7 separate regions of the Homo sapiens genome follow, and all the other regions are linked to region 5. Evidence: chromatin contacts called from ENCODE Hi-C or POLR2A ChIA-PET data. All regions are on one chromosome and are shown on one strand. Each heading gives the region's core, a stretch centred on a gene start or an enhancer-like site at or near the end of the contact. The rest is flanking DNA. Distances are from core to core; before and after follow the strand shown. Region 1 overlaps LOC105377296 (a long non-coding RNA gene). Region 2 holds the start of THAP9-AS1 (THAP9 antisense RNA 1). Region 3 holds the start of CNOT6L (CCR4-NOT transcription complex subunit 6 like). Region 4 holds the start of CCNG2 (cyclin G2). Region 5 holds the start of ANTXR2 (ANTXR cell adhesion molecule 2). Region 6 holds the start of HNRNPDL (heterogeneous nuclear ribonucleoprotein D like). Region 7 holds the start of CCNI (cyclin I).

What was found. A loop is a pair of places that touch in the nucleus more often than their neighbours do. ChIA-PET counts read pairs that join two places held with the same protein, here RNA polymerase II (POLR2A). Pooled maps may share reads with other maps.
Region 1: a pooled map shows a loop between it and region 5 (8-fold over the local background). The contact joins the enhancer-like site here to the promoter of ANTXR2 in region 5. A Hi-C loop is called at or near these places in 2 of 37 single-sample maps with no recorded cell type and 10 of 50 pooled maps.
Region 2: a map with no recorded cell type shows a loop between it and region 5 (6-fold over the local background). The contact joins the promoter of THAP9-AS1 here to the promoter of ANTXR2 in region 5. A Hi-C loop is called at or near these places in 3 of 37 single-sample maps with no recorded cell type and 7 of 50 pooled maps.
Region 3: a map of B cell shows a loop between it and region 5 (4-fold over the local background). The contact joins the promoter of CNOT6L here to the promoter of ANTXR2 in region 5. A Hi-C loop is called at or near these places in 2 of 168 maps with a recorded cell type or tissue (B cell and naive thymus-derived CD4-positive, alpha-beta T cell), 1 of 37 single-sample maps with no recorded cell type and 8 of 50 pooled maps.
Region 4: a loop to region 5 is called in a map of B cell, with 6 times the contacts of the local background. The contact joins the promoter of CCNG2 here to the promoter of ANTXR2 in region 5. A Hi-C loop is called at or near these places in 1 of 168 maps with a recorded cell type or tissue (B cell) and 6 of 50 pooled maps. POLR2A ChIA-PET finds 5 or more read pairs at or near these places in 1 of 52 experiments (T-cell).
Region 6: a loop to region 5 is called in a map with no recorded cell type, with 8 times the contacts of the local background. The contact joins the promoter of HNRNPDL here to the promoter of ANTXR2 in region 5. A Hi-C loop is called at or near these places in 2 of 37 single-sample maps with no recorded cell type and 6 of 50 pooled maps.
Region 7: a map of CD4-positive, alpha-beta memory T cell shows a loop between it and region 5 (13-fold over the local background). The contact joins the promoter of CCNI here to the promoter of ANTXR2 in region 5. A Hi-C loop is called at or near these places in 2 of 168 maps with a recorded cell type or tissue (CD4-positive, alpha-beta memory T cell and naive thymus-derived CD4-positive, alpha-beta T cell) and 8 of 50 pooled maps.

What each region holds. Positions count from the first base shown.
Region 1 is chr4:77,585,283-77,589,263 of GRCh38, forward strand. It overlaps LOC105377296 (a long non-coding RNA gene), which reads right to left. Exons shown (of 7, transcript XR_938912.3): 3 at 3,785-3,897; 4 at 2,419-3,239; 5 at 1,310-1,443. It also overlaps a transcript of CXCL13 not described here. Among named protein-coding and RNA genes, the nearest start is that of CXCL13, 19 kb to the right of the region's middle. Within about 2 kb of position 1,794, at least 3 of the 41 ENCODE cell types and tissues checked have a DNase peak (open chromatin) inside an H3K27ac peak, as active enhancers do.
Region 2 is chr4:82,898,175-82,902,165 of GRCh38, forward strand. THAP9-AS1 (THAP9 antisense RNA 1) reads right to left here and starts at 2,742. Exons shown (of 4, transcript NR_034077.1): 1 at 2,160-2,742; 2 at 1,903-2,049. It overlaps THAP9 (THAP domain containing 9), which reads left to right and starts at 2,561. Exons shown (of 5, transcript NM_024672.6): 1 at 2,561-2,708. The coding sequence starts at 2,629. SNORD144 (small nucleolar RNA, C/D box 144) reads right to left here and starts at 51; the gene lies at 1-51. It also overlaps a transcript of SEC31A not described here. RefSeq lists enhancers at 2,006-2,525, 2,141-2,260, 2,526-3,045 and a silencer at 2,571-2,920.
Region 3 is chr4:77,817,919-77,821,909 of GRCh38, forward strand. CNOT6L (CCR4-NOT transcription complex subunit 6 like) reads right to left here and starts at 1,450. Exons shown (of 12, transcript NM_144571.3): 1 at 1,386-1,450. The coding sequence starts at 1,390. RefSeq lists silencers at 747-1,146, 1,227-1,296, 1,787-1,886, 1,927-2,086, 2,347-2,496 and an enhancer at 3,940-3,989.
Region 4 is chr4:77,155,628-77,159,644 of GRCh38, forward strand. CCNG2 (cyclin G2) reads left to right here and starts at 1,580. Exons shown (of 8, transcript NM_004354.3): 1 at 1,580-1,879; 2 at 2,906-3,043; 3 at 3,740-3,877. The coding sequence starts at 2,906. LOC101928864 (a long non-coding RNA gene) reads right to left here and starts at 2,437. Exons shown (of 2, transcript XR_244659.5): 1 at 1-2,437. RefSeq lists silencers at 1,139-1,258, 1,679-1,748, 1,779-1,888.
Region 5 is chr4:80,071,192-80,074,856 of GRCh38, forward strand. ANTXR2 (ANTXR cell adhesion molecule 2) reads right to left here and starts at 2,038. Exons shown (of 17, transcript NM_058172.6): 1 at 1,218-2,038; 2 at 392-463. The coding sequence starts at 1,369. RefSeq lists a silencer at 1,328-1,487 and enhancers at 1,668-1,777, 2,108-2,387.
Region 6 is chr4:82,428,085-82,432,044 of GRCh38, forward strand. It overlaps HNRNPDL (heterogeneous nuclear ribonucleoprotein D like), which reads right to left and starts at 2,378. Exons shown (of 8, transcript NM_031372.4): 1 at 1,164-2,378; 2 at 194-362; 3 at 1-95. The coding sequence starts at 1,606. It overlaps ENOPH1 (enolase-phosphatase 1), which reads left to right and starts at 2,506. Exons shown (of 6, transcript NM_021204.5): 1 at 2,506-2,829. The coding sequence starts at 2,746. RefSeq lists silencers at 827-996, 1,307-1,546, 1,917-2,316, 2,437-2,756 and enhancers at 1,042-1,837, 1,217-1,276, 1,597-1,686, 1,838-2,633, 2,997-3,096.
Region 7 is chr4:77,074,739-77,078,642 of GRCh38, forward strand. CCNI (cyclin I) reads right to left here and starts at 1,251. Exons shown (of 7, transcript NM_006835.3): 1 at 734-1,251. RefSeq lists silencers at 579-728, 789-1,138 and enhancers at 1,319-1,548, 1,447-2,417.

The DNA.
Region 1 (3,981 bases), core at 544-3,043, 2.5 Mb before region 5:
GAGCAGGGGGACTTGGTTAATGTGAATCAGGAATTTTAATTTAATGAAAAATTATTGCAAACGATGTTTATTTAAATCATGATTAAATCTCAAGGTCTGCAGAGCAGGTTGCGGCTGATGTCATTGGCTGCCATTTACTGTCCAGAAAGCTGCACTACTGATTCCTAAACGTCCTCAGCCACATCGTGTGAGTCTTTCTCATAACATGCACAAAAACGAGAACTAGCAGTCTGGGTAACAAAGCCTTTGACCTGCTGATGGGTGAAAGCTGCCGTTAGCTCTGTGCTTGCTTCAGAGCTGCCACTCCTTTCCTTTCCTACACCAGTCTCAGAGAGACGCTGTGTCACCCAGTGGACACTAAAGTGATGGCTTTTTAAACCTAATCAATGACTAATGATAGGTCACCATAGTCTCTTGAAGAATATTTTCTTAGAACTAGACTTTTGTGGTAAAACACCTGGTTATCTATGCTTTGGGTACTTCAAAATATTTGAGAAGCTATAATAGGCCCCAAAGCAGCTGAGTGATCATCTTTCTGCTTCCATAGGGCACGCGGCAGGCCTCATCATGAGGGATGAAATCTACACTTGCTGGTTCTCCTGTGGACTTGGAATTTACCATCACAAAGATAATTCAGACCTAGCACTTCCCAGAGGTTGAGCCCCAGTACATTGATTGAGGAACTGTCAAAACAGGCTTGCAAAAATATAGTATATTTTGAGTGTTTACATTTAATAAATTAACACTTGTGAAACACTATAAACAATGCAACATAATTGTGTGATGACTTGTAAAAATTAATTCAGGCTGTGCAGTTTTATAATGGGGTAATTGTATAGTTGCATGAGAAAAAAGTCCTTTTCACATTTATCCTGAATCTCAGTGACCATATGCATAACCTCGTTTGAAGTTAAGGTGAAAGTCTAAATTTGACATATTTTGTGAATAAGAGGCCTGGACCAATGCCATCCTAGATAAGCTACTTGTTCTCCCTGTTCTCAAAGGGACACAATGAAATCACATGTAAAAAATATTTTTGAGTAACAAGATAATTGAATTTGGTGAGAGAGTGCTGTTCTTAAAATCGGTATGTTGGCAGGATGGTTCTTTCCATCTTTGCTGAAGTTTGCTATATCTCCGGTCCTAACGTTTTTGAGCAAAGTTTACTGCATATCTCTTGCCAGGTCAGCTGAATATGAACTTAAAGGGACCTAACAAAACAGGCAGTATGCATCGATGATTTAGAATTCCACTGTGCCCACGAGGACAAGTAAGAGCAAGCGCCTTGGGCAAAGGACATGGGTATTACCTCCATAACATGCTGTGCTAGGCTGCATATTCAGGACAGGATCTCTGACAGTGGAGAAATAACGACTTTCTGATGGACTGCTAGGGTGCCAGCATGGATTTTCCTGGCTTCAGTGGAATAACTCATTTTTCCATCTGTAAATAGAGTACTGAGACATTATCTTCATATATGCTTGATGTTAGTCAGGGGCACTTCGGGGTACAATTTTGAAGCTCTAGGGAAATTTTATAGCAAAGGTTAAAGTCCAGAGAGGAAAAGAGTCTAGATAGCAATTGAAAATTGGGCACAAATGAAGTATAGTTTGACCCCCACATCTCCTGCCTACAAACTGCAGACCCAGCTGCAGTAGGTGGTAGTGAAATAAGGGAAGTTCTAGGGGGGACTCCGTCCTCTTCAGCAAGTGACAGATGGTGTGAAACCACACGGTAGCTTGGCAGTATGGGGCGGCTGCTGCTTAGTCACTCCTAACTCAGGAACCTAGTATTGAAACTTGAACAGCCTTCCCTGTCTGGCTATAATGCAGCCCAGACATCCCTTGTCAACAAGTTAGTCAACAGTGCTCTGAACAATATCCGGTAAGTCTGATGTCTTACTTGCCGAACCAGTCAAAACAAGAAAAGTGGGCTCTGTTGGAACATTCCCTTTGGTTAACTGAAGATCTCTAGTTTCATTTCTCCCCACCACCATCCCCTTTGTTCATTCACTTGTGCATTCAGTCAGCAGAGGAGCCAGGGGGATATGACGAACTTTCACTGGTTATATACTATGTGCTGGTTACAGTTTAAGGAATACGAAGCTGTAAGGTTTGCTCTCTTTCTGCAGGAAGCTCACAGTCCAGCTAAGGAGACACGTGCAAAAATAAACAATGGTGATCCTTAGGGGTAGATACAATACTGGAGGTGGTACTTGGTACAATGGTGGCTCATAGGAGGGAGAGACAGAATTGCTTAATTGGATCCTTCACAAAAACTGATATTCATCATGATTCAACTTCCACTGTATGCCAGGTACAGTACCAAATATTTTACCTGTTTTATCTCATTTAATTCTCCATTGACTACCATTTCAAAGATTATTAAAACAAAGCTCCAGGAAAACAAGTAACATACCCAAGGCCATGAAACTAGTAAGAGGAAGAGCCAGGATTCAAGTCGAAGTCAGTCTGTCTTTTCAGTTCTCTGATGCTCCTCACCGAGTAATCCGTTGCAAGGATAACGAGCGTGAAACTGTCTGGTACGTTACCCTGCGAAGCAGGGTCATATAAGGGAATGGCGGCCATGGGGGCTGGCTTGAGCCAGAAACAACTCCTGCTCCTGGCTGCAGAGGGAACTGGATGGGGAGGCAGCCCTCACAAGTGACCAGCACTTGTCACTACCCTGTCCTTGCCTGCTTCTTTCAAGGGATGCAGGTTCCCACCTACTCAGCCTCATCCACACTCTTGAAGGGTGCTGATGTAGGGCACCAGTATCCATGGCCAAGGGGATTTTGATCTGGCTTCCTTTGCATATCTTGAATTTTTTTCTTTTCTGACCCTACAAAGGATTAAAAAAGGAAATGCCTCTTTCATTAAATATTATGACACCTACCTGAATTTTCCTGGAGGGCCATCCCCCCGTTCTCACCATTTAGTCTTCTTAGAAAAAGTTCTAGTGAACAATCAAATGTGATTGAGAATTTGGGTACATACTTTCTACCATTTCTTAACCCCATTACTGCCCCTGAGGCATAAGATAAACTATGACTAGAAAGAGTGGCCACGGTTGGGGTAGGCGGGGAAGTTGATTGGTCCTGACCCCCAGGGATTCAGGTGTGACACCTGTCCACCTTTGAGGATCACTATTCTGGCAGTTCAGTGTCATTGCTGCCTTCATATCTGTGTCAGCTTAGTTGTTCCTCTTTGTAGCACATCACTGACAATGCTTGGAGCCTGCTAAGAGAGCACAGCAGAAGAATTATTTTTAAATATGTAATTTTTTCTTATTTGTCCTTGGCATGTGTATTTGTCAACAGTGGAGCTTCTCTCCACAACTACCTACCTAGCTAATATTCTGTCTTTTGGATACTCAGTTCTCTCTAGCCTGAGACATGAATCTGGCTCTATCTTCATTCTCTTGATCCATCTCACAGATCCTCTTTCTCTGGTTCTTTTCCTGGATTAATTTCTTGGGCTCTGACCACTTCCAACCCTCCCTTCTCAAGCATAGATAAACGAGAACAAAGCTGAACTCTCCCATAGCAATCACTGCTCACTACTATTAAAACCACTACATGTAGTAATGGAGGTGAATCAAACTCAGGAAGACTAGGATAGAAAATTTCCTTTTATGACTACCAGAAATGAAAATTACCCCCATGGTTGAAGCAGTTTCCTCTTAGCCACTTCTATTTTCACTCTGTCTAGATTTCTATTTTAGGCCGATGTGGTTGGAAAGGCTTATAGAACATATACCTTTTGCAATTTATAGAAATGCTTACAAGAGCCTTCCTTTGATATTGGGCAGAGTTGAGGAAATTGTCCAGAGTTACAGTAGTCCACCCTTATCAACAGTTTCGCATTCCGCAGTTTGTTATCCACAGCCAATCACAGTCTGAAATTATTAAAAGGAAAATTACAGAAATAATTCATAAGTTTTAAATTGTGCACTGTTCTAAGTTGTGTGGTAAAATCTCAT
Region 2 (3,991 bases), core at 1,492-3,991, 2.8 Mb after region 5:
ACGGTTCATTATGTGAACAGCAGTGAAAAGGTTTAATCACTGGATATGAAGTTACTAGAAGAAGCAATGATATAACCAAATGATCAGATTGAGAACTTCCATGTCAACAGTAAAATAATCACAACAACAAAAAAAGTATAGATAAGTTATAAACAAATGTAAAGATACAAAAATACAACTAAGAAAAAAAAATTCCATCTATAAAGGATTACTTATTTCCTATGCAGAAGTAAATATCTAGAGCAGTGACCCCTTGCGGCTATTGCCTTCATTTAAGTAAATCTGTTCTGATAAAAGCAGTTTTCAGAAATTCATCTGAAATTAACAATTAAAGGAATGTTGTCAGAATAATGTAGGAAGCACACTATTTCATCTTTAGGAAAGGCAAATAGTTGCAATCCAATTAAACAGGAAAGAAAACAGCCCTCATTTCAGATGATGAACTGGCAGCAGTACTTTCAACTCTACCTTAAGAAAATGGCAAGTGAATGCCTGTATCTGCAAACTTTTGAGTCCTTAAGAAAAGGCAAACACCACGATGAGACAGCCACTTCACATGCACAAAAATGTGGAGAAACTGGCAGCCTCATCCACTGCTGGTGGGAATGTAAAATGGTGCAGCCACTAGGGAAAATAATCTGGCACTTCCTCAAGAAGCTAAACACAGTTATCTTATGACTCACCAATTCCACTCTTAGGTGTGTAATCAGGAAAATGAAAACATTTGTCCACACAAAAACTTGTACACAAATGTTCATAATAGTAAAAAAAAAAATTGGAAAACCCAAATGTCCACCAACTGTTGAACGGATAAACAAAATCTGCTACATCCATAAAATGGAGTACGATTCAGCAATAAAAAATAAAGTACTGATACGTGCTATAAGATGGATGAACTCTGAAAACATTCCAAGTGAAAGAAGCCAGTCACAAAGACCATATATTAGTTCATAATTCCACTTACATGAAGTGTACAGAGCAGGCAGAGGCACACGGAAACTAAATTAGTGTTTGCTGAGCGGGGTGGGGGAATATTTGGAGGTGCTGCTAGTAAGAATGAGGTTTCTTTCTGGAGTGATGAAAATGTTCTAATATTGATTGTGACTGTTCCACAATTCTGTGCATATACTAAAACCCACTGAATTGTACACTTTAAACCAATTAGTTGTGTGGTATGAGAATTATATCTGAGTAAAACTGTTACAAAAATATAAGGCAACTAATTTTTTCCTTAAAGATAGCTAAAAACAATGTTATTTTTATTCAGCCTCACTCGGGTCTTAATTGGTTGAGCAGGAAAAGGCTCTAACAGCCCAACCAACTTACAGTATTTAAATCCAGTTCTTACTCTCTGCACACACCTTACAGCCAAAAAGTATTTGCCCTGCACATCCCCCAGGGACCAATTTTTCCAAAGTTCCTTGACCATCTATCCTTAGGCCATGTGACTTTTAAGGAACCATAACCAAAAGCTATTAATTCCATTCAGAGAAGATACAAGCATATTATAATGGAAAACTGGTGTGAATAAGTAATACCTTAATATGTATCTTCGGCTGTAATCTGGACAAAGTAAACACAAAGGGGAAAAAGAAGCAATCTTGTTAGGCCTGGATATTTGGAATTATTTTTGTGTGCTATACAAAGAAACGGAAAAGTTGCAAACCCTTCTCTGTTTTCTGTATGCTAAGGATCTCCTTCTCAGAGACAAAAACCCACTGGCCCGTTTCCTTCTCTAAGCAAATTGAAATCTCTTCCTCAAACATAAGAGCTTATAACTAAGACATTGTTCTAAGCTCTATCTCCTGAAAGCTATTCATAATGCCTCATTCCCAACCAAAACCACTTAATTGCCCCTTGTCCCCTGCCCCTATTACTACTGAGGAGCCCCAAGAACCTTACCTTATTTCCTTCATTGTGGCAAAGTGTTTCAGAAAAGGGTTCCTTGAATTAAAAGTCGGCGTATCCTATTTGACTCCTGCTCCTCCGGTATCACATACCTACAGCCAACCATGCCAAGAGCTTCCCCATTATCTCCGCATCGGAGAGCTACAAGATAAAGCGCAAGAACACGACACGCATCTCAGTAAATCATATATTTTTGGCCCGACTCTGTCTTCAACACACCTAAGGCACCGTGTTTTATCCCTCTTCCATACCCTTTCCTCCCGATATCCTCCAGTTTCAGAGACCGCACCCGGAGACCCATTGGCAGGTTCCTGGATTCGCCTCAATTTTGGTCCTGCCTCTCTGCTTCGCATTTTCAGGCTTGGCCTCACAAGAAGGACGATGGCGCCAGATTGTGCCAGAATGGGTGAAAACAGAAGGAAAATAAACCGGTTGCAGCAAAACCCACTATTCCGCCTCCAACGCGGAGGGAGGAGCGGTCAAATGCACGTCTTCAGGCTCAGGCCCTTCCGATTGGCTGCTGGGACACAACGTGGCCTGTCATTGGCTACGGCACCGGCGCAGGGCCTTCGGAGAGGAAGTGTGGAAGTCCCGCGCCTCTAAAGCCCGCCTTTCGTGACAAATAAAGGTCGTAGCCGCAGAGTCAACGGGCGGAGCTAAAGTGGTCGTGATTCATGCTGTCGCGGGAACCCCGAAGGTGGGGCCCCACGTAACAAGAAGATGACCCGAAGTTGCTCCGCAGTGGGCTGCAGCACCCGTGACACCGTGCTCAGCCGGGAGCGCGGCCTCTCCTTCCACCAGTGCGTATGGGAGCAGCCTCGAAGCCTTCGAACTCCCTGCGGGGCCCGGCGGGCCGTGGCGTGGCGTGGGGCGGGGCCGGGCCGCACTGTGGGTCGCGCCGCGTGTGTGACGCGACGTGACGTGCGCAGCGTCGGGGCGTGGGAGCGGAATTGGGGCACTGTGAGAATTGAGATTCTCTCTCTTCCCGCCCAGTGTTTACCTCTGAATAGCCGGTTCTCGCACCGCCTACCGCTTTAAGGAGAGTTACGCGAAAGGAGTCCTCCATTAATTGGATGGTCTTATTATTTGAAGTGAGGAGGCCGAAAGGGAAGGCAGTTTAGGACAACGGTTGAAGTGTGTGTGTGGCGTCTTCCTGAGCACGAGTACAGATCAGTTTTCTCCTGTACTGCCTGACATTGCAAGTTCTTAAGTGCTGTTAGCCGAGCTGTGCAAGGCCGGTCCGATTCTGGCTGGATTTGATCATGGCAGGGAAGTTTCATTTGGCTCGACAGTGGGGAAGAATTTCAGATCAGTCTTATCTGAACTCATATCCATGGTTCAGACTGGTATAGGTCATTCAGTATTCAGGGTACACTAGCAAGTAGAAAAGTGGGTAAAATAGATCCTCACAGACAAAAGGAGCAGATTTATGGAAAGATCAAAAAGAACTTTATGGTTGGAAAGGGGGGGTAGGAAGAGGGTAGTTAGGAATGGCATGGGAAAATGTAAAGGATAGAAAGTGCAAATATAGAGGAGTGGAAAAGTACCTGAGAAACCATTTTAAAAATGTAAATGCCAGGTTAAGGAGTTTAGAGTATGTATGGTAGGCTATGTATAAAATTCATTGATTTTTTTTTTTTTTTGTTTTCTATTTTTTAAATAGGGCTGATTCCTCCACCTAAATTGTTAGCAGTGTGAACCAACTCATTGTGTATGTGAGACCATAATTGATTTGGGATTTTTCTTGTGATAGAGGTAGTTTTAAACTAGGGAGACATGAATTCCAATTTTAATTGAGTATTTACTGATGTCTGTACTTGGCTCTGGGTCTTGGTTTCTTCTTCTGTAAGAGGAATAAAAACCTGCCTTGTAGAATTTTGTAAAACTAAAACGTAAGACTTTATAGCATATGTAACGCACAAGGTAAATGCTTTAAAAATGGTATTATTACCAAATTAATTTTTTCCAGAACTCAAAACTAGTTATGCTAGTTAGATTACAATATTTCCCAACATTTTCCTTCTTTTTTTTTTTTTTTTTTTTGGAGACGGGGTCTCACTTTGTCGCCCAGGCTGGAGAGCAG
Region 3 (3,991 bases), core at 200-2,699, 2.3 Mb before region 5:
AAAGCACATTAGCAAATAATTATCCAAATGCCATTTGTATTTGGTTCTGAAATGTACTGTAGACCTATTGGCAGCAGGTTTATCTTTACAACTGGGTTTTGCTTAGGCTATTCTCAAAATAGCTTTCCAGCAGCACATACTGAGTAGACAACAGAGGTTGCTTGATCTAGTTTTTGGAGACTGAGGAAAACATGTTTGTTGAGCCTATCTTGATTGACAAGATAACTAGAGGCAATACGGTAAAATGTAACACTGTGCTTCCAATGTGTACAAACGGCTCAGCTAAACTCCCTGAACACAATCCACCTAAACAGTCTAAGCTCAATAGCCGACCGAGTTAAGCAGGATGACAGCTCCAGTAACTTCCTCTTCCTCACCCAGCTCCTCAGCTCGGCGGCGCGTACACGCCTCTCCCCCTAGGAGGCAGGATAAAACAATTTCAAATGCACAAAATCCATCCAATCCCACAGGCCAGGAAAGCCAGTTTCCCTTTCTTCCTCAGCCCTTCCAAGAAAATGTTTGTCTAATTAAAAAAAAAAAAATCTTACCAACGGCAAAGTATTTGCAACAAAAATCCAAAATATTTACTCAGTCCCTCCACACAGCCTTAGGGGAAGGATGAAAAGAAGGGAACACGACACCGCGTATTCCCAAGACTGACTGTTCTGATTCACTTTCCTCCCTCGGGTCCCACAGCCGGCCGGGCGAAGGCTTGCAGTTGGAACGCCAAAATAAGCCTTCGCCTCTCAGGAGACGCGGAGGCGGCCACGGCGACGGCAATCGGCGAGTCCCGCCTCCGACCCTCACCTGCCCAGGCCCGAGGCAGCGCCGTGGGCTCGCGCGGGCTCGCCGTCCCGGGAGGCGTCCGGGGAGGTGGGCGGGCGCCCAGGCAGTTAGGCCGCGCTGCAGGCCGGCGCGCTTCCTGCCGCGGCCGGGGAACGGCGGCCCCGGGATCAGCGGCGCGGCACCGACCAGCAGCTCTCCCAGCCCCGCTGCCGCGCGTGTGCCGCACTCACTCAGCCCTCCCCGGCCGGCCCCCTAGGAGCAGCTCTCACCTGCGAGGCTCGGGAGCCGCAGCCACAAAGCGGGAGGGACACGCCACTCTGGGGTCCCGGCCCCGGGCCACCCCCGACACACACACACACACACACACACACCCCGGAACCTTCGCCCGCCTCTGAAGAGACGCGGGTCAGCCCCGCCGCCCCCTCCAGTCACCCGACACACACCCACTCGCCGTGGGTCCTCGGGCCGCCTCCCCGCCCGCCAAAGTCCCAACTCGCACACCCACACGCACATTTGTCCCTCTCCCACCTCATTTCCCCGGGGACGCGCTCCTCTTCCCAACACTCTCGGTCCTACTCGGAGGCAAAAGAACACTCTACCTCATTCTCTTCCTCTGGCCCAGAAGCAACAGCAGCCATTTCCCCGCGGCAGGGGAAACACACACACAAACACGCGCGCGCGCGCGCACCAGGCCCCCACAGATGCTTCCCCTCCAGAGCCGCGGCCGCAGACGCAGACGCAAACACAAACACCCACGGCGGGCCTCGCTCCCGCCCGCCCCGAGGGGAAGCCGCGGCGGCACACAGGGCCCGTAACCGGGGCTCGCGGGCGGGCGCGCAGGGAACCCGGGCCCGGGGTCTCGGGGGGCCCGCGCCCCCTCCTCACCTGCATTCAGCGCGCCGGGGTCCGGGCGGCGGCGGCGGCGGCGGCGACGGGGCGGCTGGTGCTGGTGCTGCGGCGGCGGGGGAGGCGGCGGCGGCGGTGGCGGCGGGGCTGAGGGCAGCAAAGACATGCAGGCAGCCCGCCGGAGGGGAGAGGCACCGGCCGGAGGGGATGCGGGGCGGGCGGGCCGGGCCGGGCCGCCTGACGAACGGCAGAGGCGGCGGCGCGGAAGGCGGCTGAAGGGAGCGAGGAGACAGACCGGGGGTCGGGAAGGGGGACGAGGGCCGCGCCGCCGGGCTTCGAGGACAGTGACCCCAGGCGCGCAAGAGAGGCCCCGCGGCCGCGGCCGCCGGCGCGAAGGCCCCAGCCGAAGGAAGCTGCGCCCCCGCAGGGCCGGAGCCGCGGCTACTGCTCCGAGAGCCACGCAGAGCCTGGCCTTGGCCTTGGCCTCCTGGTGCTGGGGCTGCCGCCGCTGCGGGGGTTGCCGCTGCGCCGGGTGCTGCTGGGGCCGAGGTTGAACAGAGACGCCAGCTTTCGGTGCCTTCGCTCCCGCTCACACACGTTCACACCCCCGAGGGCCGGGGGAGAGGCGTCCGGGCGATATCGGTATTGAGATTAATAACAAGGTGCAGAGAGTGCGAGAACGAGGAGGGTTGATTGACGTGGAGGGGCTGGCGGGAGTCAGTCACTCCCCGGCGCGGAGGGTTGGGGTGAGGGGAAGGAGGCGGGGCGGTGACGGGGCGGAGCTCCTACGCAGCGCCTTGGCCCCGCCCCCCGTGCGCCGCGTTTTGTCGCGGTGAGCGCGCGGAGGCCCGGGCTTCTTAATGGTTTTCTGTTTTGCTCTGGCTGTTTTCTCACTCTTTTTTCCTGGCCTGAGCGAGGAGCGGGGCTGAGAAGAGTGGTAGAGTTTCAGAAACCCACATCCACAGAGCCTTGGCGAAGAGACGGGAAACCGCCTCACCCCGGGTTCTTGTGTGGGCGCTGTTTACTGCACCCTCCTCGCCCGAGGCGACCTGACAGCGAAGCAGAGCGTAGGTCTAGGTGGCTGAGACGCCAGGGGAGGTGAAGTGACCGAAGGAAATGTTTCCTGACATATTCGGTGGATTTTTTTTAAAAACATATAGCATCTGTAAGTTGTATCGTCAAAGGTAAATAAAAGAACCTGTGACGCTCAGCGATAACCCGGTCCTATTTTCTAATTCTCCCTTCTCGTTGTAGACTTTAGTTTGTTGTTTGTAGCTTATCCATGCCATCTACAGAATGAAAACATCCAAATGCAAACTAGAAATAGTAGTGTTTACTTGGTGAACCTGGCTGTGATACTTTAAGTTTCTGGGGTTTGTTTTTGTTTTTGTGGGCCAGCTTCAGCTTTTTTGGGCCAGCAGTCCAAAAAGCAAATTACACCGGCTGTGGAGGCAGAGTACTGCTGTTGCAGTTTTGCACAATTTTAATCTCTTTCTCAATGCATGCCCGGGCTCGTGTATTTACCAGTGTTGGTCAAGGGTATATTAGCAATGTTCAGTATTTTTTCCCCCACAGGAGTGTTTAGCACACTAAGCACGTTGCGTTGGTTGCAATTCATCTTAGGCCTTATTACTGAATGTAAAATGCCTTCATCTCTTGGGGGAAAAGGTGCGGTGAAAATGCAAATCATCATTTAGCTAAAACTGAACAGCTGTTACAAGAGTCCATAATTGCAGAACTATTGCACCACTTTCATCTTGGCACCAGGATGGGTGAATGAGTGAGTAAAAAAGCCCCTCAGTTCACAAGACGACAGACTATTTTCTTTTCTACCTATGTTAATTTTCCATTTCCCTCCCTAGCAACACCAGCCCCACACCATCTTCTGTGAAACATGTCAAAATGGCCTTAAGCCTGGAAGAAGTCTCACTCTTTCCCAACTATCTAAGAGTCTAGGCTGACATAAAATGAATAATTATCTTTGGCTTTGTAAGCAGCAAAGCCAAGCAAGTCACTTCAGGAGTCCAAATAGTGGACCTGCCTCAATGGCATCTTGCCACAGTATTTCTCCGTAGCACACAAACACTCTCCCAGGGAGAAATACCACCAATTATAGAAGGAAAGAGGAAAATAAATACCTGAAAAAATGTAAATCAGATAATGTGATAGCCTCACAGATTTAAGCATCTTTAAATAACAATAAATTTATATGAATTTTCTGTGAGTATTCAATGAATTTTCATTCATATACAATAAACACATATGGAGGGCATATTATGTTCCAGATGCTATGTTTAGCATTGGAGACACACAGCCAAGCATATATAGTCCCTTTTCTTAAGTAACTCACTATCATTGT
Region 4 (4,017 bases), core at 330-2,829, 2.9 Mb before region 5:
CCTCACCAAGCTCACACCTCTCTGAAATAAGTGTTAGCTTTTTGGGCTGCCTTCCCCCAGTTGCTCTGTGCTCCAAACAGATGCCTGTGTTTAGTCCGAGCTAATATGCAAAGGGACCTAGTTTTAAAATTCCTTAGCTGCTCCGCAAAGAAGAGCGCTGCCAAAGCTATGTTGTGTGCCTTCCCATATTTCACAAGTAACAAAATAATTCACAGAAAACACATAGAAGAACAGAAAGGAGAAATCTCTTCCCAGGGACTATCTGATTATGTAGATTAGAACTCACGAATATGGTATTTTCTAATTTAGGAGGGAGAGAGTAAACAAATAAATGTTCCAGGGCAGTCAACCACATGCCCCATTGATATTCCGTGTGAAAGTGTCTCTGGCCTAAGGCACCTGGTTTGTTTGCTTTTTGTCCCGTCCTGGGAGACGTGTCGCCTATAATAACAACGCTAATTATAATGAACAATAAATGATAATTTATGGGTTACCAAGGACCAAGAAGCTCTGGGAGTCTTCATTAAAACAACAGCACTACAACCTCTGGAGGTACGCCGTAATTATTAGATGTTTACGTACCCTCATCAGCGTGCTAAGTTTTTATTGAAAAGCCCCTCCTTCAGTCCCTCCTGAATTTTTTTAAATTATGGAAAAATTCCAAGACACAGAACTAGAAAGAATACTGTAATGCAGCCTCGAGTACCCATCACCCAGCTTCGACCCTCAACTTTTTGCCTATCTTATTTCACCTCTCTTCTCCATTTTTTTTTCTCTTGGACTGTAAAATTTTAAAGCAAATACCCAAACTTGTAGCATTTATTGAATATTTTAGTAAACGCCCCGACAATGTTATAATAATTTGGTGGGTTATTGCAAAATGGAACGCCAAGACAAAATAAAGAAGGAATGTAGAAAACTCTCCCGTGGCTGAAAAGGCTGTCACAAAGGTTAGCTGTTAGGAGAAGCGCCGCGAGCGTGACATTCCCCCAAGAAAGGCGGAGGCAGCCAGGCGAGAAGGCACAGCCCCGCAGGGCAGGTAACTGAATACCTTCTCCGCTGCACACCCAGGCATGCGCAATCCAGACCCTGGAGTTGCTAAGGCCCCAAGGCAGAGAGAGGCTCAGGCTACGGAGAAAGCCAATCAGAGGGCTCCAAGACTGATAAGTTAGCCAATCCAGATTCGAGGGTGAATCAGGTCCTCAGCATGCCCATCGCCCCACCCGCATCCAATCAGAGAGCCGGCTACTTTGGGCGGACTTTTCAAAACAGCGAAAACAAAACAAATCGGGGACCTTTAAAAGGCGTAATGAGACCAGAAACGATCTCCTTCCGCCCCTCTGTCTTCCCCCGTTCCCCAACGCAGATCAATCGCGGAATAAGCCCGACGCCCAGATTCCGCTCTCCGCCCTAGCGCCAGGCGGGAGGACTGGCTCGGCAAAGCCAAGGAGAGCTAGGGAGGCCGCGAGAGAGGCTCGAGACGGCAGCTTAGGGGCGGGACTCTTTTTTAAAGTCCGTGGAGGAAGTGCAGGATCCCTCCGCGGGGAGTCACGTGCCCCGCCCCCTTGGGGGCGTCGAAACTCTTAACAAAAACAAGGGGCTCGGGGAGGTTTCCGCTGAGGCGGCGGGGGTGCGGCGGTGGGCTGGTCTTCCGCGGCCGGCGTTGCGCCGCGGCGGAGGGTGGGCGCGCGGGGAGCGGGATGGAGCCGGGGCTGTGAGGCCGAGGCGGCGGTGCCTGGGAGGAAGGGTCGGATGCCGGACCGGGGGCACCGCTGAGGCGGTGGGTCCCCGACCTGCGAGACAGGTTTGGAAGCCCCCGCTGCGCCCAGTCCGTGCGGACCGCGAGGCCGCGGGCGGGTGGAGGCGCGTCTCCGGCACGGTGAGTGGACCCGCCCAGGGCCGCCGTGGGTTTCTTTGTTCGTGGTGGGGACTGTGGGCTTTGAGGAGGTTGGTACCATGCGAGTGCCTCGGTGCTGCCTGCTCCTCATCCGCTGGAGCGACCAGGGTGCTGCCCTCAGCCCCAGCCCCGGGGGGAGCTGGCGCCCGCGATGGACAGATAGATGCTCGTGGGGTGGAAGGAGGTTGCGACTAGGTTAAGGGCAGTCTCCGCCTCGGTGCCCCCCGCCCCCGCTCGTGTTGTCACGGGGACTTGCTGGCGTGGTGCTTCTCGAATTGACAGCCCCGGGGCTCTGCAGAGTTGTGGGGCCCCGGCATCAGTGGGTGGACGGGTGTTGTCCCTACGGGCGCGGGGCGGGCGGGCTGGACTGGACTTCTCTCCCCGGACCGTAGCCGGGTGTGCCGCGCCACCCCAGGGCTCCTGGGACGGGGGTATCCGCCTCTCGGGTAAGTCCGGAATCGGCGCTGCAGCAGCGGACGGGAAAAGCTGGGGGCGGGACTCTCCGAGAGGGGCTTCTGCAGCTGGGCGCCCCGGGCGGGCGGGGCTCGGGAGTCTCCTCCCTCCGCTTCTTTGTTCAGTCGCGAGACTCTCCCTCCCCTCCCCCCTATTGTGCAACACCCCATCCCCGGGACCCGCTGCAGTCGCTCGCCACACTGCAGTCCCCTGGGCAGAAGGCCCTCCCTGGCGCGACTTCAGGTGGGGCAGACCGAGGGGACGCCGGCGCCCGCGGACAGTTTCCTGTTTGTGAAACGCCAAGAGGCCAGGGCTGGCCGGTCTTACCCAGCGCTGGCCGGCGGACCTGACCACGGCTCCTCCCCCTGCCACACCTCCCTGGCCGTGGTGGGGATTGCCCTGGGGCTCTGGCGGACGTGACTGGTCCCTTCACCCGCTCCTTGTCGGGGTGTGCTGGGGCGACCCTTGCTGGAGGTACTGGCCTCAGCCCTTTCTCCCGCTTCCCCACCCCTCTTACCCCCAGATTACATTCTCTGTGTGGTGTCTTTACTGCAGATGAAGGATTTGGGGGCAGAGCACTTGGCAGGTCATGAAGGGGTCCAACTTCTCGGGTTGTTGAACGTCTACCTGGAACAAGAAGAGAGATTCCAACCTCGAGAAAAAGGGCTGAGTTTGATTGAGGCTACCCCGGAGGTAAGTTGGCAGAAAAGATAACTTGCTCAAGCAGCTGATGGGGCTTGGAGGAGGTAACCCCCCCGCCCCCGTTGAATCATGACTAAAGCCTGCAAAATTTCTTAAAAGTTGTTCTTTCTGGAGTACCAAGATAAACCTTATTACAGGTTAATGCTTTTGTTTCTTAGCAAGAATGAGAGTGATACTTTAGAGAAGTGGGGTTTTTTGTTGTTGTTTTTAATGTGGCACCCTCCTCGCTGCCCCCCATACTCCAGCCTGCAGCTTCAGGATGGGAGACCCCGGGTGAATTGAGTAGTTCATTTGTGCAAACACCCTCTGCCTGTGAAATACATATTTATAGTAGAATCTTAAATGACTTTAGAAAAGCAAACAAAAGAACCCTTTCTCTCCATTCCAAGGGAATTGAATTATATTTGCTATAACTCTCTGAAATCTTGCAACAGTTCACCTTATATTGAATTGCTGAAGCTCTTTTATGATGCGTATTTTTAAGAAGCAGTGATTTACGTCTTACAGATGATAAAGTGTATAGCTTTAGTTAAGCGATACCACTCTTTCCACCTATATTCTTGAAGATTGAGGGAAAAAAATTAACCTTATTCTTGGGAAAAAATTAACCTTATTCTTTGGACCTGTATGTGTTTTTCATCTGGTTCTAAGAAAATTGTAAACCTTGGTTCTTGGTTTTTATTGCAGAATGATAACACTTTGTGTCCAGGATTGAGAAATGCCAAAGTTGAAGATTTAAGGAGTTTAGCCAACTTTTTTGGATCTTGCACTGAAACTTTTGTCCTGGCTGTCAATATTTTGGACAGGTTCTTGGCTCTTATGAAGGTATTTCATCATTTTTATAAATATGTCTTCCTTTTTCTATGCCCAGTGCCTAGCACACAGGGTTCAAGAAATATTTATCGAATGGGTATAATAACGTCCACTGTACATAAAAATTTATAATCAGAATTGTGATCGTTAGT
Region 5 (3,665 bases), core at 788-3,287:
TTTAATGAGGGCCTCTATAATGCTAAGAAATGTGTGGAAAGAAAAATATATTATGGATACTATTCGCATAAAATTTATTTTTTTAATGTGATAAATTATGAGAAAGCATAACTGAAATTCAAAACAGATGAAAATTCGGAAAGAAAAAGACATTTGGAATAGTATTTGAAGATGCTTCCCCAGAGTCTGAGCCAAGTTTCTGGGATCCAGATGAAATAAGCCCTCAAGGACTGAAGGGCTGTCCTAATAACAGCATGTGTGCAATACGACCTTGAGGCACTTAAAAGTAACATTTCAGGAAAAGTTTTTCCTATAAAAGGTTTCAGAAAAGGGAAATTCTACACTTTGCTCTACTTCTCCACTGCCTAGAAAAGTAAAGTAAGAAAGATACCTCACAAATCTCTCCGCAAGTTGCTGTACGAAATTATAAATTTCAATCCAGTTATTTGCCACACTCCCAGACCTGAAAGATGAAATTGAACTGATCAGAGAAACAAAACACGGAACTGAAAAGTAAACATTTTGAAATGGTTCCTTCTTCAATGCCACGAACATAGGGGCACCTGGCCTCTTTTTCAAGCTAAGTAAGGGTATCTGTAGCTGAAACTTTGGTGGTACCCAGAGTTAAAGAAGTCAGTCCCAGAGCAAGACTCCGTCAAAAAAAAAAAGAAGAAGAAGAAGTCAGCCCGTTTTCTGGGGTGGGTAAATACCTGCCTAATTGTTTAGAGTGGAACCCAGCTCTTCAGAGTAAACACAAAAGCCTTTCTTCGCAGGAAATGCAAACCACATTGGGCATGTTAACCCTAGGCTTTTCCTGGCTCCAATGAAAGCGCTATGATTAGGATAAAACCAGGCAAACTTTAGCCTGCGTACGAGCAGGGTCGAGGAGGTGGGTAAGGACTCTGTGGCCGATGGAGCGTGGCCCGCAAGAGGCCACACTCCCATTTCCCAAGAGGCCAAAAGACTGGCAAACAGTGAATACCCCAACTCCCCAAAGAGCCAAGTAGCCCGGGGCTCCAATCACTACCCCCGACCCGGCTGATCTCCGCCCACACAGATCCGAACGCGCTTGCCCTTTGAAAGAAGACAGCAACAGGGCACCCCTCCGCGGGTTTCCAACACCACTCCCCGGGGTGCGCACACGCATCTCAGCCTCAGCCCCAGCTGATCCAGTGCCGCCCTCACCAGGAGACCCTGGACCTCCCTCGCACACTCACTTGTCCAGGACGAAGTAGAGATCAAAGGCTCTTCTGCAGGAGGGCTGCTCCTGGGCGCGCAGCAGCCCCCCGGGACCGCTGAGCACCAACAGCCACAGCCCGGGGAACAGCCAGCTCCCGGGGCTGCGGGCCGGGGACCGCTCCGCCACCATCCTGCGGCCGGGGGCCTGAGACTCCCTCCCGCTCGCAGTCCCCTAAGCTCAGGAGGGTCGCAAAGGTGGCGGGAGTCACCCGGCACGCACTCTGGGGTGGGGGGCGGCGAGCAGCTGAGACGCCGGCGCCTGCGGCAGCGGGACCCACCAGCTGACAGGGAGGGAGAGAGGGAGGTCCTGAGAGGACAAAGGGAGTCTCCGCCACCGCCGCAGCTGCCGCCGGAACTCTTGACGAATCCCAGTGGAAGCGCGATCCAGTCCTCCCCCTCCCGATTCCGGAGAGTTCCTGCAGACAATGCGGGCCCACGGCGACAGCTCGCGAAAGGAGTTCCTCTCCGGCCTGGGGCCGAGCCTCCAGCGCCCGCCTCGGACCCGGACCTGGAACCCACCCCGCCTGGAGGGCTGAAGTCCCCCCCGCTGCCGTGCGCTTCGGGACAAGGGGTCCCTGGGACGCGGCGACGGCAGAACAAACTAGGAGTGGAGACTCTTCTCCTCCGGCGGCCCCAACTCCCTCCGCACTCCGAAACTTTCCTCCCGGTGCTGGACTCTGGCACTGCGCTGACAGGCCGTCCCCTTTAGGGGAGGAGGCTAGCTGGCCCTGGGACTCCCGGCTGGAGAGAAGCCACGCCGAGGGCAGGAGCCCGCTCGGGCCGGGTCTGGGCTGCGTGTGTCAGTGTGCGCCTGGGGACGAGGGCGGGGCCCCAGCTGAAGCCTCCGAGCCACACATGCACACTTGTGGGTTCCTGCCGAGTTGAAGATGACTAACGCTTGCCAGATTTGGGAAAGGGAAGAAGGAGTTTAGAAAAACAAAAGTTATCTAGAAACTAAACATACCCGTATGTCCTGCAGGCCTGGCCTATTTTAGCAGCTGTGCTAAAACAGCCCCCATGCGTGGTTCACAAACCCAAGACTAAGGATTCCATGGGAGGTGACGGCCTCCTCACTCCTCACTCCACCCCACCCCTACTACCACAAACACTCTTTATGAACTTCCTCTTTTTCTTCTAAAGAAACCTGCTTAGTTTTTTTTTTTTTTTTCTTTAAAAAAAGCCAAGCCAAGGAAAGGCCGGAGTGGGGAGTGGGAGGGGATAGCAGGCCTCTTTGGGAGTGGAAAGTTGTACCTCAAAATATTTCAGCCCACTGTCATTTCCCTGCAAGCTCCAGTTTTGGAGAATTTCAGCTTTGGGCAAGCTAGGTCTCCTTTGCAAAACTTGTGCAAGCACTCAAGTTTGTGCACAAATCCTCTGTCTACTAGTTCTGCTCTCCCTCCTCTCTCTTCCCCCCACCTCCGTGACTTCCGCCCTCCCTTAGTCAAAACTGGCTTTTAGAACCTAAATACCTTTTCATTTTTAACAAAATCAATGCTTTATGTAGTACTTACATATACATCTCTTCTGTTTGTTGCCATATGTATTTAACTTTTCATTTATTATATTTGATATACAACCAGATATGTCAGCTCTTTGAAGATAAAAATTAGTTACTTTAACAAAGATTCATTGAGTGCCTATTATTTGCTAGGCACTGTTCCAGAAGTGGAGGTTAGTGCACAGAACAAGATAACAAGCCCTTGCTTTCATGAAGCTGACAGTCTGGCTGAAGAGTGAAAACAGACAATAAGAAATAAATACATAAGCAAGGAAAAAAAATGTCCATATTGGAAAGGTGGCCTGTAGAAATTTAAAATATTGTGATGATAAAGAATGACAGACTCAGTGACTAACAAAAAAGACCCAGTCATTCCAAGAGCTCTAAGGGGAAACATTTGGAGTTACTGCAAAGGTCCATAGACATTAGCTTAGCATATTCAAAAAAGAAAAAAAAAAAACTGTGTAGCTGGAGCTTTGCAGGTAAGATGATGTAAGACAAATAGGCAAGGGCCAGATTATGTGATGCTTTGTTTACTGAGATAAGGAATTCAGATATTTAATATTGAGTGTGACAGGAGGTTATTAGAGGGGTTTAAGCCCAGGAGTGGAGTGGCAGATGAATTGATATGATCTGTGTTTTTCAAAGATCATTCTGGCTGCAATGAGACAATGAATTTGGAGTTAGCAACAGTGACAACAGGGAGAGCAGTTAGGAGACTATTGCAGTAGCAACATGTTGACAAACAATCCTGAGGTTCATAAATTTGGAAAGGAGAACTTCATTTCTTATAAAGGGTTACAGCTGCAGGCTGGACATCTTGACAGGCTGGGAAGTGTAGCCTCTGGCAGAGACAAAAAGCAGGCACTTTGAGGGAGGAAAGGGTGGAACAGGAATTTATGCTAAATGAGTTGGCCAAGTATACATA
Region 6 (3,960 bases), core at 1,128-3,627, 2.4 Mb after region 5:
AAAACCTTTTTGGGAGGTTCTTTCCCTTTTAAAGCTTTGGCCCTTTTGGGATCTATCAATTTGCCATCCAGTTTGTGTTCTTTCAGTTCCAAAACCTACAAGACAGATTTATTTAATCTGACAGCACCATATAACCCCCAGAAAAATTTGCAAAACACCACAAAAGCAGCACAATGCAAAACATAGTTCCTACCTTATCAACACTAGCAGCATCTTTGAAAAGCACAAATCCAAATCCTCTTGATCTCCCAGTGACTGGATCTGTTTTAATTGTGCAGTCTACAACTTCCCCAAATCGAGACAAGTACTCTGTCAGATCTTTTTTGCTTGTATCCCAGCTCAAGCCTCCAATAAACATTTTACTAGAAATAAAAGTGTTTTTAAAAAAAATTAACAATAACTCAAATGATCCTTCAGTTCTGGAATTAAATCGTGAAATAAAAACAGGGACATTTACCCCCTAAGTGTAGGCAATTTAATTCATGTTTACATTTAATCTATGTCACACAAAAATCCCAATATCCCAACGAAGTTACTCAAACCAGCGGACAGCTCACTGTCCGCACTACATAAAGCAAAGCTCAAAAGAGACCAATAAAATACAGTAAAGGTTCTGCCCAGATTCCTTTAGGTAGAAGGCACAACTTCCTAGATGAATCCCTCACATCTTATCTTACTTAGGTCCATCTTCGTTCTCAGCTGTCAAGCCAACGTTCCACCCAGAGAACTCATCAATCATAACACGTTTTGTGAATCTGGGTACCAGTCGCCTGCTTGTGCCCCAACTCAGTCCTCTAAAACTCTTCCCAGGAAAACCGCGCCGAGTGGTAACAGAGACACAATGAAGAGGCGGCGGCAGCTGCAGCGTGCAGCGCTGGGAGGCCGGCCCCTCCCCCCCGGGTCCCACGCGGCGCCTGCGCGCTCGGGACACAGACGCCGCCGCCCTCCTCCTCCAACCCCTCCGCCCTTCCCCCACTCTTCCCGGGTCTCTCCAGTCACCCCCTCGATCTCTTACTTTCCTCTTCCCTCCAATCTAGTGGGGCCCAGAAGGCACGCGGGGAATCGACTCTGAGAAAGAATGGGGGCAGCGCGCGGCTCACGAGGAACGAAGGGCGCGTGCGGCGCGCTGGGGGAGGGGGAGCGGGGGAAGAAGCGTGCGGTACCCGTCATCCTGCTGATTCTTGCTCGCGTTGATCTTGGATCCCTCTGCGAATTCCTCTATATTGCTGTACTCGTTCATATCCTCCATAGTGACGGAGCTGTCGGCAGGGGGGTGCTGGCGCGCAGTCCGGGTCGCGGCAGCAGCGGCGGCGGAGCGTTGTATGGAGCTGGATTTAAAATGGCGGCGGAAGAGATCCGGGCGCCGCCTGCGCCCTCCCTTTATAGCCGCCCCGCCCGCCAATCGGGAGGGCTGCTGGGCGGTGACGTGGCGCTGGGCCCGGCGCGCCCCCTGCCGGGCGGAGCTGGGAGCGAGCGAAGGGAGGAGCGGGGCTAGCTGCCGCGGCGGCCGCGGCCGCCAATGGGAGAGGCTGCGGGAGGCTAAAGTAGCGGGAGCGGAGGGGAACAATGGCGGCGGCACATGGGAAAGCCTGGGCGGGACCTCCATCGCGGCCCTCCCGGCAAGGAGAGAGGCCACGCGTGAGGGGACGCGGGCTTGGGAGAAGAGAAGAATCAGAAGAGAAAAACGAAGGGGCGTAAATTCCTGGGGTCAGCAGTCCCGAGCAGAGCCGACGCAGGGCCACAGTCCCTCTTGCCTTGGGAGCCTTTGTCTCTGGCGTCCGGTCCAGCCCACTCCTACCAAAAAGCCGTCAACCCCGCCTTTTTCTGCCCTCGGTTCGCCAGTGCGGAGCCGCTGCGGCGGCCGCTGCTACCGACTAGCACCGCGGCCAGTCTGCTCCGGAAAAAGGCGGACTGCGCCCGGCGCTGGCGACTGAGGCGGCGAGCGCGCTCGCCCGCCGCGCGCACGCGTGTTTTGTCCTCGAGCTGGCAGGAACCAGCCGAACAGGAAGCGGGCGCGCGACGGCTCCTCCGGGCAGCGCAGCGCGGGCGCCTCTTCCACTGTGACCACGGGCGCGCGGGCCAAGGGGGCGCGGCGGGGCCTCCCGGGCTGATCGGCCGAAGCCCGGGCCCCGCGCGGCCTCTGGCGGGCTGACGCCGGGAGGAGGGGCGGGGGCTGGCCAGATGACTGTATCTATGCAAAGGCGGAGGCGGTGGGCGGGGAGGGGGCTGGATTCAGTAGAGGGCAAGGGGCACTCACATCCCCGGCGCGCCACTCGCGGGGCTCCTTTCTGCACGTGCCCCGGGCCTCTCCCGCTCGCTCAACCTGTCTGCGGAGGGCGCGCTCTCGCGCACCCTGCTCCCGCGTTCGCTTCTTTGTTCCCGCCCACGCGAGGCCCATTTTGACGGATCCAGTTCGAGGCCTGACGGCGGCCAATCGGCGCTGGCGCCTTCACCCTCCCCGCCCCGCCGAACCCGTCAAGGGCCGCCCCTTTTCCTGCCCACGTGGTCTCGGGCTCCTGCCCCGTCCTGCTCACGAGTTCAGGGCTCCTGGGCGGCCGCCTTTTCCAGTTCCAGGTGTGCAGAAGTGTCCTCTCCCCACGCGCGGCGGGCTGCACTTGGTCGCTGGCTCCGAGATCGCGCGGGGCCGCCGGAAGCCCAAGACGGTACCGGGGGCCGCAGCCGCAGCCGGCGCCGCCCTCCGCCCTCCCCAACAGCAGGCCGAGTCCCGTAGCATCCGGTAGGGAAATGGTCGTGCTTTCGGTCCCCGCCGAAGTCACCGTGATCCTGTTAGATATCGAAGGTACCACAACCCCGATTGCTTTCGTGAAGGTGAGGGGCGGAAGGGAGCGGGGATGTTACTTTTCCTTAAAAACAGTTATTATTTTTTCTAAGTATTTCAGGCCTTGCATTGGAGACGAGGGTTAGGAGAGGCGGTGTGGCTGCCTCTTGTGTGGAATGGGGAGGAAGGAGAGAAAGCCTGCGGTGGGTTGCGGGGATGCTTTTCCTCGCGACACTAGCTTCTCCCTCCCCCGCCCTTGCGCTTGGTTGGATCCAGATGGGTGGGAAGGGATGGAAGTTGACGCTAAAAATCACCGAAGGGCAGGTAAGCCGGGGCGGGGTGTGACGGTGCGGGCCTCGCCACCCGGCAGGTGTGCACCCGGTCGCTTCCGCAGGTGAGCGCAGCCTTTCTGCTCCGTCGGGCCTGGTGTGGCAGCGGCAGCGATTTAATGGTCCTTAAAGCTTCCGATCTCAAAATGGAAAGACTGAAGTGTCAAGATGACTTTTCAGGTGGCCCTGGTGTCGGGCAATCAAGGTTCCTCTTCGCCCCTTCCCACTCTTGCTGTTAGTGGCCAAACTGCACAGTGTATTATTTTACTCTGTTAGGCGCTGTGGTCCATAGCGCTGATTTTTTGAGCTATAGGACACGTCTAGATTCCGTTCACTTTCCTCAGAAAACCACAGAAGCTTGAAGCTCTTATCCAGAGCATTCCTTCTAGGATGTCACTGTGAACCAGCACTTGTCTGCACCTCAGCTTGCAACTTAGCGGATTCCTTCTTTATTCTTTGTCTGTTAGAATAAGCAAATATGAAATGTTACTTTAATTTTTGAAAGAATTCCTCGGGCCTTGTCTTTTTATTTGGCTCCCTGAGGTTTAAGAATTCATTGCAGATACAAGTACTTCTTAGAGGTGCTTGCATGCACAATAATAGTCGAGATATACAAAGTATATTACCAAGTAGGAAAAATCCATCTTCCAAGAAACTGAGCAGCTTGGGTTTTAAATTCTATTTTAGTTTCCATTTTTAAAAAAAATTATCTGTGAATAAGGCTTTTTTTTTTTTTTCTTTGAGAGTCTCACTCTGTTCCCAGGCTGGAGTGGAGTGGAGTGGTGCAATCACAGCTCACTGCAGCCTCTACCTCCTTGGGCTTAAGGCATCCTCCTGCCCCAGCCTCTCGAG
Region 7 (3,904 bases), core at 1-2,500, 3.0 Mb before region 5:
AAAACATAAACATTTTAGTTCAAACCCCTTCAGAGTCTGAATCCATCCTACCTCCCGAAACACCTTCCACTGTTTTGATACCCAATTGTCAACTTCTGCCAAAAGGATCTGTAACGGAGCCCCCTAGCTCCAGCGGAGGCTCCTCTGTCCTCCTTTCAAATTCCAGTTATTTAATCTAGCCTTTAGAGCACAACTCAAATCTCACCTCCCCCGGATTCCCCCCACCCACCCGCCCCAAGCCCTGGGTAACGTTGCCCTCCCCCGAATTTCACAGCACCGGAGGTTCACCCCATTCATTTGGCATTCAGTCTGCCGTGCAAAGTTAGTAATCCTCCTGGTGTCCCCGGAGAATCGTTCAACCTGAGGGTGGGGGTGTGTCCCCTTCTTTGTGTATTAACACGGGCTCGTAGAGCCTCCAACACGCACTATAGAGTAGCTAATTTGCCGCTGCCACAAAAAAAAGTTACTCGCTGACAGAAAAACTGGCCCGAAAAGGAACACAGTAGTGCCGTTTTCAAGTGGGCAGGTGACGGGTCTGTCTGGGCCGGAGAGGACGAAGAGGGCGGCCCCGAGGTTCCCCGGGCTGGGGGATGCGGGAGGGTGGGTCTCCGGCGAGCAGCGCGCGGCCAAGGGCGCTGCCACGGGGGCGGCGCGGGGGGAGCAGCGGGGCCCCAGCGCGTCGACGCCGGCCGCGGAGACGCGTCGAGCCCCCGCCCCCGCCCCCGCCCCTCACCTTCTCCTCCTCTTCCTCCTCCTCCTCCTCCCCGGCAGAGCTGTAGGCCTCACAGTGGTGACGCGGGGTCATCCGGGGGCCCGTTACCACCTCATTCTCATAGGCGCGCGGAGGCGGTGCGCGCGGGACGACTCGGCCAACTGAGGAGGGAGAAAGGGGAAGCGGATCGGGGGGCGCGGGCGCGGGCGCTGGCGCTCGAGCGGGACGCACGGCTGCGGCCGCTGGGTCGGTCAGCGAATTAGTTCCATGATGACCCCCGGCCTGAGGCCGCCGCCGCTCGAGCCCGGGTTGGGAGGGGGCTCCCTCTCGCCATAGGGCGGCGGGGGCCGGGGAGAGGCGGGGGGTGAGACCGGCTCTGCCCCTGCCCGGGGAAAGCGCCTCCGAGGGGAAATGGTGAAAGGGGGGGAGGGGAGAAAAGAAAAGAAAAAAAAAAAAAGAAAGGGGAAAGGGGGGAAAAATAAGAAAAAGCGAGACAGAGGCGCTGCCGCGTCCGCTCGCGGGGAAGGCTGGGGAGGGAGGGGAAGAGAGGGGAAGGGAGGAAGAAGTGCCGGCTTCCTCGGCTCCGCCCTCGCGGACCGATTCCTAGACTCGCCCACTCCTTGTAAACTACGCGGACTTGGTCTTTCACCCTTCCTGTTCCTCCCCGCCGCCTTCCCGGTCCAACGAAAGTACAGAGAAGTGCGGCCGAAAGGAGACGGGCTGGGGAAGTCGTTGGCACTAGGATGGAAGGAGGGAGGACGTTTTCTCGTGGCTAAGAAAAGCCGAAGGTCCGTGGACTCATTTTCCTTGAAGGAGCGGAAGGGTTGCTTGCAGACCGCACGGTGACGTCAGCGTCTCTGGGCCCCCACTGAGGGGGCGTGCGGTGGCCGGAGAGTGCGCTGCGCATGCGCCTGGGGAAGAAAGAAGCGGCCGAGCGCTGCGCTTGGGGGAGGGGATTTCACGATCCGCTCCTGTGGTCCAGCTTTACAGCAGCTTGGTTTTATCTAGCCCTACTCGTCCCCAGGCTCTTAGAAGGATTCACTGGGAAGGGGCTACTGATCTCTTGGGTGGAGATCTTGCAGATTTGTTGACCTAGCAAAGTATTACGTGTTCTTACCGTTGACATGTAAATAGAATTGCGGTTTTTCTCACTGCCACATTGTGTGGGTGGAGGGAGATTCTAAAGGGTTTTAGGAATCGGAAAATTAGGGAGAATCAAATCATGGGTGCTTAAGGCCTCAGTGAAACACTGTAAATTATACTGCTGACGGCGAGGAACCTGCTTGGCAATGTGGCAAGGGGATTTTATCCACTCAACCAACACGTCTGAGTATTTCCGAATAGGTTTTATTACCAGGTGCTTAAAGAATGTGTGGTGACATAAATGGGTTTTATTTGGGGTTCTGTTAGTACAAACGGTAACTTTTTGCTATTTTGATTGTTTTAATTATTTAAAAATATGTAGTATTACAGAGTTTTGAAAGAGGAAGAGCTAGATCTCAACCATTTATAGAAGTCTCGTTTGTTTTTTCCATTTGTTTTTTATATAGTTATTTTAACTGTCAGTGAAAAAATATGTGTTGAGTTTATTTAGTGGCCAGACTCAGCAAACTGGAAGTAGCCAAGACAGACATAGCTCCTGCCTTCATGGAGTTTACAGTCCAAACAGAGGATAACCATTGAGCTAATTATCACTATGTAAAATTACCAAGTACATTTACTTGTTTACTTGTGCATGTATCCCCTCCCTAGAATATAAGGTCGCAGGCGGCAGGGATCTTGCATGTTTCACCCTCTATCCCTGTGTATAAAAGGCTCTCAATATTTGACCAAGTAAACAATTCTGGTATTAAAACCGTTAAGATGGAAAATCGCCGGCTGCTGTGGAAACGCTTGCCTTTCCGCCTGGTTTGGGATATCAGAGAAGGTTTTTCTGAAGAAGTGACATTTAAGATGAGACTTGAAACCACTGGGCAAAGAATGATACAAGCAGAGGAAGTTATGTGAAAAGGCTCCGAAGCTGAGACGTTCTAAAAATCTCTGAAAGCTAGTGTGGCTGGCCCTCAGACAACTGAGGCAGGATGTGGAAGCAGAGGACAGATGCCATAGAACAGAAGAAGGAATGGGAAGCCCTAGGAGGATTTCAAGTGGGTTGTATCCTTTTTTTTTCTTTTTTTCACTTCATGTAGCCTATTATTATATGGTCTTCATTCAAAAAAGCCACCATTTTTCTGCATGTTACTCTTGAGACTGTAGCATTTCTGCATAATACTATTGAGAGTGTAACATAATTCCATTGTTAGACCATGAAATTGCTTCTGATTTTCACTCCAATAAGAATAATGCAAATTCCACTCCTAAATATATACCCAAGAGAAAGGAAAATATTTGTCCATGCAAAAACTTTTTTACAAACGTTAGCATTATTCATAATAGCCAAAGATGAAACAACCTAAATGTTCATCAGCTGGCGCCTGTATAAATCAAATGTGATACATCTATGTACAATCAAATTTTTATTTTTAAGAGATGGGGTCTGGCTCCGTGGCGCAGATGGGGGTGCCATGAGACTTCCTATGTTGTCCAGGCTGGTCTCAAACTCCTGGCCTCTAGCAATTCTCCCTCCTTAGCCTGAAAGTGATGGGATTACAGGCATGAGCCGTCACACCGACCTATACAATGGAATCTTATTGGGCCATAAAAAGAAAATACTAATACATGCTATAACATGCATAACCTTTGAAAGCAGTATGCTAAATGAAAGAAGCCAGTCACAAAAGACCACATATTATATGATTCCACTTACGTGAATGTCCAGAATAGGCAAATATATAGAGACAGAAAGTAAGGAAGTGGTTGCTTAGGGCTAGGGGCAGGCATGGGATTAGGGGATGATAGTTAAATGATATGGGGGTTTCTTTCTTTTTTTCTTTTCTTTTTTTCTTTTTTTTTTTTTTGGAAACAGGGCCTTGCTCTGTCCCCCAGGCTGCAGGCTGGAGTGCAATGGTGTGAACATGACTCACTGTAGCCTTGACCTCCAGGATCAAGCAATCCTCCTGCCTCAGCCTCCTGTGTAGCTGGAACCACAGGCGCATGCCTCCATGCCCAACTGATTTTTTGAAGGTTTCTTTTTGAGGTGAGAAAAATGTTCTGAGATTGATTGTGTTGATGGTTGCGCAACTGTGAATATTT